Linked DNA regions of Homo sapiens: region 1 is linked to region 2. Evidence: read pairs that join two places in POLR2A ChIA-PET (ENCODE). Cell type or tissue: CD4-positive, alpha-beta T cell. All regions are shown on one strand.

Region 1 (5,000 bases), 690 kb after region 2:
GCTCCCTGGGCTGGGCCTCCTCCTGAGAGGTGTTGAGTAGCTGCAGTTGTGGGGGATGGGGCTGTCAGGCAAGACAGTCATGAGGAGGTGCCGGAAAGAGGAACCTCACACCAGGTGGCTGAGACTCAGGAGCCCTGCCCCCAGCTGAAATTACAGCCCCATCCCTGAGGCTGCCCCTCATCCCACCCCAGGGTCTGTGTGTCTCTGGACCCTGCCAGATGGTAGTGGGGGAATGGTGCCAAAGGGAGAGGAGGCTCCAACCAGACAAAGAGACAGAGCCAGCATATCCAGCTCCTCCGTGTGGCCCCAGGGGCACCGAGTCCTGCTATCTGGCATCCTCAGGGTCTATTTTGTTCCACCTCCCCTCAAAGAGGCCTCCTCTCTCTAGTGGCATCAGCCAGCCTGTCCTGCACACCTCCGGTGATGAGGCCTTCACTACCTGCCAGACTGTGGGCTGTGTGAAGGGATCTCATCCAATCCCTTGACATAAAATACAACCTAGAGGCTCCTGAGGTTACATCAGCAGTCCTGAACTTTCCAATAAGCTCCAACTGCTTGCCCCATCCTTCTACTAGGATATCACACAGAAGGCTCCAAAAATAGCAGGGCCTGAGCCTGATTCCAGCCTCCACCCAAGTTGTGACCTCCCCCTGGCTCTCCCCACCTTGGTTAATAGCCCCATCATCCACCCGTTGCTCAAGCCTAGAACCTACAATCATCCTCACCCCTCCATCCAATTCATCTGAAAATTCTACAGATTCTGCTTCCAAAGTATCTCTCAGATCTGACCATTGTTCTCCATCTTCACAGCTGCCATCGCGGTCTGAGCCCCCGTCACCTCTCACCAGCGTGACCGTCTCCACCTCCTCCTGCTCCCTCTCTTGCTCACCTTCAGCCAATTCTCCAAAGCCAGAGTAGACTTTCGTTTATTTTTTAAATTTATTTTATTTTTATTTTATTTATTTTATTTTTATTTTTTGTAAAGACAAGGTCTTGCTTGCTAAGTTGCCCAGTCTGGACTCAAACTCTTGGGCTCAAGCGATCCTCCCGCCTCAGCCTTCCAAAGTGCTGGGATTACAGGTGCAAGCCATCACTCCTGGCCCAGAGTGGACTTCTAAAGACAAATCAGAACATGTGGCTCCCTGCTTAAAGCTCTTCACTGCCTTCCCATGCAATCAGAATATAATCTACAGTTGGCCGGGCGCAGTGGCTCACGCCTGTAATCCTAACAGTTTGGGAGCCCGGAGCGGGTGGATCATTTGAGGTCAGGAGTTTGAGACCAGCCTGGCCAACATGGTGAAACCCTGTCTCTACTAAAAATACAAAAATTAGCCGGGCGTGGTGGCACGTGCCTGTAATCCCAGCTACCTGGGAGGCAGAGGTTGCAGAGAGCCGAGATCGCGCCACTGCACTCCAGCCTGGGCGACTGAGCAGAACTGTTTCAAAATAATAATAATAATAATAATAATAATAATAATAATAACAACAACAACAACAACAACAACAACAACGATAATAATAAATCTACACTCCTTGACAAGGCAGGGCCTAGCAGGCCCAGAGGATCTGGCCCCTGCCCTCAGGGACAGCCCTAACACTCTTCTCTCTCCTGGCCCCAGCCCCGCCTCCTTGCAGTTCCTCGGGCTCCTCCCAATTTTGGCAGCCTGTGCACTGCTGTCCTCTCTGCCCCTAAGGCTGCTCCTCCAGCCCTCCTCATGGCTGCACCTCGCACGCTTCAGGTCTCAGCTTCCATATCTCCTCCTGAGCCCTCCCTGTGCCTGAGCCCTGCCCACCTCGAGAGTGAGCCTACCTTGGAATCTTCTCAGGTGTGCGTATTTCCTTCATAGCCCTTACCACAATCTCTAATAATAAAGTTGTTGGCAGGCTTATCTGTATAACGCCTGGCTGTCTCCCCATTAGGTTGTCCCTTCCGTGGGGAAGGAGACCCATGTCTGTGTTATCCGTTGCTTTATCGCTCACCAGTGCCTGGCACACAGTAGGTGCTCAATAAACCCGCTGAATGAATAAACGACTCGGGATCCATGCCCTGGCACTGCCAGCCATTGGGCTGCCCTGGCACTGCCCTTCCCTTTGGATGGACTGAGCGCAGGCCCTCTGCGAGCTGGCCTGCGGCAGGCAGGGCACACAGAGGCCGGGTGCCATCTTTGTCCACTTCACCACCCTGAACCAGCTGAGTGACCTGGGCGCAGCCCTGACCTCATCCTACTTAAAGCTTCCCGCTGAGTAAAATGAGAATAATAATCTGAGCTCCTGGGGTGTGATGGGACACAAAGGGAGAATGTACATCAAGGCCGTCGTCACATCACAACCACATCCTAGGACGTCCCAACCATCTTCTGGGCTTAGACACCTCACCCTGCGCCTTCCGCCCACCCTCCACCCTCCACCCTCCACCCTCCACCCTCCACCCTCCACCCTCCACCCTCCACGTGTACCTGCCCCGCCGAGGCGGGTCCTTCCCCTGCAGCACGGAGATCTGGCGCCATCTAGCGGGCACTTCGGGAAGAGCGGGCGTTCCCCGCCCCTGTATTCCACGCACCGTGGGTGGGGCCGCACCCCGGGACCCCGCCCCGACATTCCTCACTGAGCAGAGTTGGGCCCAGGATCAAACCGAGGATCTGCCTCCGTTGGGTCAGAGCGAGGGAGACCTCTCACCCACCGCCCCCAAGGCCCAGGCCCCAACCTTTGATCTTACCTCCCACCCACCCCCTCCCCTCAGCACAGAGACTTCTCCCGAATCCCTGAATGATCCCAGGTCCCCTTTGATTCAAGACCTTTCCACGTGCTGTTTCGTGAGCTGGGAGTTTTCTTTTTCTTTTCTTTTTTTTTTTTTTTTTTTTTTTTTTGAGACAGAGTCTTGCTCTGTCGCCCAGGCTGGAGTGCAGTGGCACGATCTCGGCTCACTGCAAGCTCCGCCTCCCGGGTTGACGCCGTTCTCCTGCCTCAGCCTCCTGAGTAGCTGGGACTACAGGCGTCCGCCACCACGCCTGGCTAATTTTTTTATTTTTTTAGTAGAGACGGGGTTTCACCATGTTAGCCAGGATGGTCTCGATCTCCTGACCTCGTGATCCACCCGCCTTGGCCTCCCAAAGTGCTGGGATTACAGGCGTGAGCCACCGCGCCCGGCCTGAGCTGGGAGTTTTCTCCCACCCTCTTCTTCCTGTCCTGGCTGTCTCCTACTCCCATTTTGGGCCCTCCAGCAAGGCCCCTGAGCAAGCCAGAGCCCTCCGTATCCCCCGTTCCTTACTTTGTCCTTGTTTCTTGCCCATATTCCCTGCTAGACAAAGCCCCTTGGCAGCAGGCCGTGACACGGTCACTGTGTGGCGAGTGCTGAGATGACAGGTCCTGGGGCACACAGGGGCTCCCATCAGTTGCTCGCAGACCGCGTGTGAGTCCTGTGAGCACGGGGAGCAGGTGAATTACAGCCCTGGAGGACGAAGCCTGCCGGTCTCTAGAGGGGCATTGCTACAGAGGGAGCCATCTCCAGGCCTTTTGTAGCCCCTCCTCCCCTGGACCCTGGAGGGTGTGCACCTGGCCTAATCCCCAACACACACACCGCCGCTCTCCCTTGTGTGCCACACTTACACACGCAGACTAGCGCTCATGTGTGTTCTGGGGCTCAGACCAGCAATAGACCCATGACTCCACGACAGCTTCACAGCAGCCAACACTTTTGAGAAGGTCCTCCCTCCAAGTCCCAGGACCACCTGGGCCACAGTTGGTGTCTGATTCCTGGCTGTGTGTCCTGGTGAGCAAACTCACCCTCTCTGAGCCACAGCTTCTTCCCACCCTTCCTCTGTTGCATTTGCAAACTACCCTTCAAGGGGAGGAGGGGATAGAGCTCCTGGACAAATGACAGTATGAGCTGCTGCCGAGAATGGGGAGCACGGGGCCTTCCAGGTTGAGCTTGAGGACCCAGGAAAGGGCTTGGCTTCTGCTGCTGCAGGCTAATTCCTTGCTCTTCCTTCATCCAATCAACAGATATTTACAAAACACCTGTACCTGAGGTTACACGAATTGGGCTCTGGAGTCAGACTGCTTGGGCCCAGATCCTGGTGCCCCACTTAGAGCTGTTGACCTTTTCCTTGTGTCCTCAGTTATAACGGGGGGGATTAAACATTTTCTACCTCCTGTGGTTGTTGAGAGGAAGCTGCTTGCTTTCCACTTCCGGAATGAGAACTTTCTCCAGCTCCTGCTGCCACATTTGCCCCCACCGTCTTCCTTCCTCATTAGCACCTGAGGTGAGCTGTCCACATTCCTGCCTAAAGCCGATGCCTCCACATGCGCAGCAGAGGCCTTTACCTATTGCCTGCTCAATGTCAGGGCTCCAGCATGTTTTTCCTTCACTTCTAGACTATTCCCAGCAGTGTTAAAATATCTGTTATTGATGCAACCTTAAAAAAGGAAAAAAAAGAACCTCTTGATCTCACATTCCCATTCTCCATCTGCCCCCTGGCACACCTCTGCAGAAAAACTCAAGAGCTGTCTATGAAGGAACTGGGCATGGTGGCTCACACCTGTAATCCCAGCATTTTGGAAGGCCGAGGTGGGAGGACCACTTGAGCCCAGGAGGTCAAGACCAACCTGGGCAACTTAGGGAGACTCAGTATTTAAAGAAAAATGAGGGCCAGGCACGGTGGCTCATGCCTGTAATCCTAGCACTTTGGGAGGCCGAGGCGGGCGAATCACTTGAGGTCAGGAATTCGAGACCAGCCTGGCCAACATGGTGAAACCTCATCTCTACTAAAAATACAAAAATTAGCCAGGTGTGTGGTGCAAACCTCTAATCCCAGCTATACGGAGGCTGAGGCATGAAAATCGCTTGAACCTGGGAGGCAGAGGTTGCACTCAAGCCTGGGCAACAGAGTGAGACTCTGTCTCAAAAATAACAAAATTTTAAAAATTAAAAAAATAATAATAATTGGGCCAGGCATGCTGGCTCACACCTGTAATCCCAGCACTTTGGGAGGCCAAGGTGG
Region 2 (5,000 bases):
CCCTTACGCTCAACATCTCCTTTCCCTCAAAAGTGTACTCTGTTCCTCCACAGCCCAAGCTACCTTTCGATGACAGAAATGCTTTTTCTTACCCTGGTGTTACTATTCTTCCTGGCATGCCCCTGCCTCCATTCCATTGAATCCAGATTTTGACTGTGCACCTCTATCAGCCTGCACCCCTAATATTTTCTTTAACTTTATACATGTATAACAAATAAAAATGGGACATAAAAGGGCAAGATTAAAACATTTGGAAAGTGGTGATACTCTTGTCCTGCACCCCAGTGGATTGTCATACCCATTACCCCTTTTTGGAGACTACTGCTGTAATAATGATGATTGTGGCAACAGAAGTCACCGTTTGTTAAACATTTAATCTGTACCTGGCCATGCTAAGTGTTTTACCTGCCTTATTTCATTGAATCTTCACAAAAACCTTACAAGAGGGTCATTTCAGGATGAAGAAACTGAGGCAGAGAAATTCCATAACTTGCCCAAGTTACTGAGCTCGGAATTTGCATGGTCAGGATTTGAACTTGGGCATCGACCACAAATCCTGCATTGATTCTAATGCCACATTGCCTCCATTGTAAATGTTTGGGCTTATTATAATAAAAGCCACCATTTATTGAGCCTTTACTGTGTGCCACGCACTGTGCTAAGTGTTTTCCCCCCGTTACTTCATTTATTTCTCAGTACCTATAGGTATTTCTATCTGCATTTTGCGGATGTGGAAATTGAGATTCAGTTTAAGTAACTTACTTACATCACAAACTGCTGGGCAACATCTGTGCCTGAAGGCCCATGCCTTCACATGACTTGGATAAAACCCTTCCCCTATCCACATCTCTGTGGTTGGGCAGTGGTGAGCCGTTCCTTCTAGAGTCAGCCTGGAACTCTCGAAGGGGAAGGAGGAAAACGTGATTGATTGCAGGCAAAAGGATGAGGCAAGGGGTGGCCACAGCAGCACAAAGCCACCCAGGCCATTCATTCTGCTCCTGTGTGGGTTTCACGAATGATCAGTCATGATAAGTCGTCACAGTATATCTCATCTAGATCTGAGAGAATCAGGGTTCCTGGGAGGAAAGAGGCACAGGTCTGGAATGACCCTGTTTACTAGTCTTGAACAGCTCTTTCAACCAAGGTGATGAATGTTGCATATTGGCGGGTGGAGATGGGGAGGAATCCTGTGGCCTGGGAGATGACCCTCCTAGGACTGATATTCTGCTGTGAAAATCCTGAGTTGAAGTCTCTAAAAGCCTCTAACTATAGATCCTACCAAAGAGGGAGTGATGTATTGTCCCACTTTAGAGATGAAGAAACTAAGGCTGAGAGAGGGATCTGGCTTGCCTGAGGTTACATGGGGGCAGACTGGGAACCAGAACCAGGGTCTTATTCTTTGGACTCTTCCTGGTGTCCCATTGCAGCCAAGACCCACAGTTGTGTGGGGACTTGTTATGATCGAGGGCTGCTAGGCAGAGATGTTGGCTGCTTCCTGGGCCCTGGCAAGTCACTTTCTCTTTCTGAGATGCCTTTACCCCGTCTAGAAAATGAGGGACTTGGAGTCATGGATTATTAAGGGCCCTTGTGGGATTCAGAAACACTAGATGTAAAATATTCAGCCAATTTGAGCAGTATGGTCTAGGTTGCTCTGGGAGGGATCAGAAGCCATCTTAAAGCCAGGGTAAATGGTGTGTTTATGATTAGCTCAGGAGCTTCCCAGAACCCTCAGAGGCGGGGCTGTGGAATCAGCAGGGGGACTGGCCCTCAGAACTGCAGTCTGAACATCTAGTTCTGGAAGGAGCTTGCTTTTTACATATGAACTGTGCACTCACACAAGGCACACAGAAACTGCTCTCAGAGCTGAGAATATTTTCCCAAACAGTAAGAGGCCCCTCCTTGAAGCCATCTCTCCTTGGAAAGGGGAGCTCCTCCAGATGGGCCTGGGCTGCAGCCAGCAGCTGAAATTGCCAGCAACAAGCCCAGAGGAAAGTGCTTCAAGGCTGGAGATGCAGGTGACAGGCCTCAGCCCTCCCTCTGTCTGTGTCAACTAACTTCCTGGGTCTCATTCAGTCCCTGGTTCTCTGCTAGCCTTGGGCTTCCTTCACTGTCTCCCCCTACTATCCCCCAGGTCAGAGGAAACCGAGAGCTGGCCTCCAGCCTCATCCCGGGGTAGATGTGGGCCCCCTCCTCCCCCCACCACACACTGGAAAGGGGGTACAGTTTCCATTTCCTGGTGAGAGCTGCACAGTTGTACCAAGGGGCCCCTGGTTGCCAGGGAAACAGCAAGGTTTCCTGAAGCTGAGCTGAGCTGAGCTGCATTTGCAGGCAGATCCGTCCTCTGCCTTCCACTCCCAACCCCATATGATGACTGTCCTCAGCTGACTGCAGCTTGGGGAACTCATAATCAGCCAGTGAAGACACAGAGGCAAACACGACAGAGGCCCTGTCCTCAACTTCCCACCAGCACAGTAAATATCACCATTTACTAAGAACAGGTCTTGTGCCTGGCCTCTTATGTGCTGCCTTTGACATAACTTAGGTCTTATCCTCCAACAACCCTACAAAGCAGAAAAGGGAAAGCTTCAGTTTTGTGCTTGAGATCACCTTGAACTCAAAAATGAGCAATAAGCCCACGGTCACATGGCTAAGATTTTCCCTAAGTCTTGGGGGAACAGGGAATATGTGGAGAACTGGAAGGCATTGAGCTGAAATGTCTCCATGATTTCTACTCTCCTAGTTCTGTTCCTTTTAGGTCTTACTGGGTAAATCTGATTGACTTTGTTATGTTTACTTTTTTTTTTTTTTTTGAGTCAGAGTCTCACTCTGTTGCCTAGCCTGGAGTGCAGTGGTGCCATCTCTGCTCACTGCAACCTCTGCCTCCCAGCTCAAGCGATTCACCTGCCTCGGCCTCCTGACTAGCTGGGACTACAGGCACACACCATCACACCTGGCTAATTTTTGTATTTTTTCGTAGAGACGGGGTTTCGCATGTTGGCCAGGCTGGTCTCAAACTTCTGGCCCCAGGTGGTCCTTGCCGCTTGGCCTCCCAAAGTGCTGGGATTACAGGCATGAGCCACTGCTCCTGGCCTCTGTTATGTTCACTTTTAAAAAGCAATACATAGACATTGTTAAAAGAGATCAGGCCAGGCTTGGTGGCTCACGCCTATAATCCCAGCACTTTGAGAGACTGAGGAGGGCAGATCACAAGGGCAGGAGTTCGAGACCAGCCTGGCCAACATGGTGAAACCCATCTCTACTAAAAATACGAAAATTAGCCAGGTGTGGTGCCGTGCACCTGTAATCCCAGCTACTCAGGAGGCTGAGGCAGGAGAATCGCTTGAACCCGGGAGGTGGAGGTTGCAGGGAGCTGAGATTGCGCCACTGCACTCCAGCCTGGGTAACAGAGCGAGACTCCATCTCAAAAAAAAGAGATCAAATTGCCCAGACCTGCTTAAAGTGGAAAGTAGTGGTCCTTTGTTTCTCTTCTCCTTCTCTTAAGAAGATTGTTAAACTTTCATCTGTTGCCCTCCTGAGTGCTCATTAGCCAGCTCCCTACCTGCTTCTCTTATACTTCCCAAATCAGTTACATCTCTTTTTGCATTTATTTTTACGTATCATATCTTTGTTCCTTCACTGTAGACCCTGTCTCCTGATATCCTCCACCCGCATTCCTTATCCATTTTCAATGAGATATGTGTCCTGTTTTCCTGTGTGTTCCTGTCTTTTTTTTTTTTTTTTTTTTTTTGAGACAGGGCTTGCCCTGTCACCCAGGCTGGAGTGCAGTGGTGCAACCTTGGCTCACTGCAGCCTCCACCTCCTGAGTTCAAGCAATCCTCTCGCCTCAGCCTCCCAAGTAGCTGGGACTATAGGCATGTGCCACCATGTCCAGCTATTTTTTTTTTATTTTTTTTTAATAGAGATCGGGTCTCACTATGTTACCTAGGCTGGTCTCGAACTCCTGGGCTCAAATTATCCTCCCACCTCAGCTTCCCAAAGTGCCAGAATTATAGGCATGAGCTACCACGACCAGCCTGAAAAATCCAGTCTTTACAGTGGCCTCAGGCACCGGTCTCAGATCCTACATCCTACCACACCACTCCCTGCTACCACACCAGCCACACTGAGCTCGTGGTGGTTCCTCACTTGCACCACCCCGCGGTGTGCCCCAGTCACACTCGTGAGATCCTCTGACCCCTCCACCTGGGACTACACCCCTTGTCACTTTCCTGACCAAGCCTTGTCTTTTCTCTGTAGTTCTTATCTCAGCCTGATGAGTGCATTTGTTATTCATTCCCATTACAGCATAAGCTCTAGAGAAACAGAATTTAAAAAATTGCTCATATTTCTGCATGCACAGTGCCCAGAGCAATGCCTGACTAGGATAGGCGCTAAATGAGTGCATACTCACTTGTTCAGGAATGACAGTCCTTCAGATATTGCAGCAGGTGGTTGGAAGCACTTTGAGTCCTATCTGCAGGCGGTCAAGCTCTGGGTTCTGAAGCCATCCTTGTTGACTTGAAAAGGGGGCATGCATGGTGCAGATAGTATAGACTCTGGGATCTAGAAATTGTTGAATTCAGTTCTAAGCTGTGTGATCTTGGCTCATTTATTGCGATGCTCCAGCCTCAGTTTCCTCTCTATAAAAAAGGAGAATCTGATGTGTGGAAGGATTTCTGAGAGTAGTAACTGAGACGGTGCTGAGACAGGTACCCTGCCTAGTGTGGAGGAGTCAAGGGGTCAGTGGTGGGTCAGTGCCATGCCCGCCCTCCCTTGGGGATCCGCGTCCCTTTCCCATACTGCTGTGAATGTCTGGACACCATCTAGTCTGTCCATTGTCTTCTGAAAAAAATGTGATTGGCCTTGAGCTGGGTCATTGGGTCTGATTTAACCTGAAGGGCTGGGGGCAGCTGGAAAACAGCAGAGGGAGGAAATGTAAGGGAAAGAAAGGGGATGGTTAGAGTTGGGGGGAATCTCACATGCTGTCTTTCTTCTCTACA

What was found. Peaks named below come from ENCODE experiments on the same cell type or tissue, not always from the same donor. Only the 100,000 strongest peaks of a DNase experiment are listed, where the experiment ranks them.
Region 1: POLR2A ChIA-PET joins it to region 2 with 6 read pairs; 2 of 35 experiments call an interaction of 5 or more read pairs at or near these places.

The regions. Positions count from the first base shown.
Region 1 is chr5:150,456,523-150,461,522 of GRCh38, reverse strand. No RefSeq gene overlaps it. Among named protein-coding and RNA genes, the nearest start is that of RPS14, 9.3 kb to the right of the region's middle. RefSeq lists enhancers at 139-458, 252-878, 1,648-1,747 and a silencer at 2,552-2,621. In CD4-positive, alpha-beta T cell, CTCF peaks have their summits at 2,344 and 2,548 (motif pointing left); DNase peaks (open chromatin) are centred at 64, 1,662 and 2,472.
Region 2 is chr5:151,147,928-151,152,927 of GRCh38, reverse strand. All of the region lies in intron 1 of ANXA6 (annexin A6), which reads left to right. Among named protein-coding and RNA genes, the nearest start is that of ANXA6, 7.4 kb to the left of the region's middle. In CD4-positive, alpha-beta T cell, no CTCF peak of the experiment used is centred here; DNase peaks (open chromatin) are centred at 907, 2,317, 2,877, 4,157 and 1 weaker place; H3K4me3 peaks cover 2,095 bases; H3K27ac peaks cover 5,000 bases.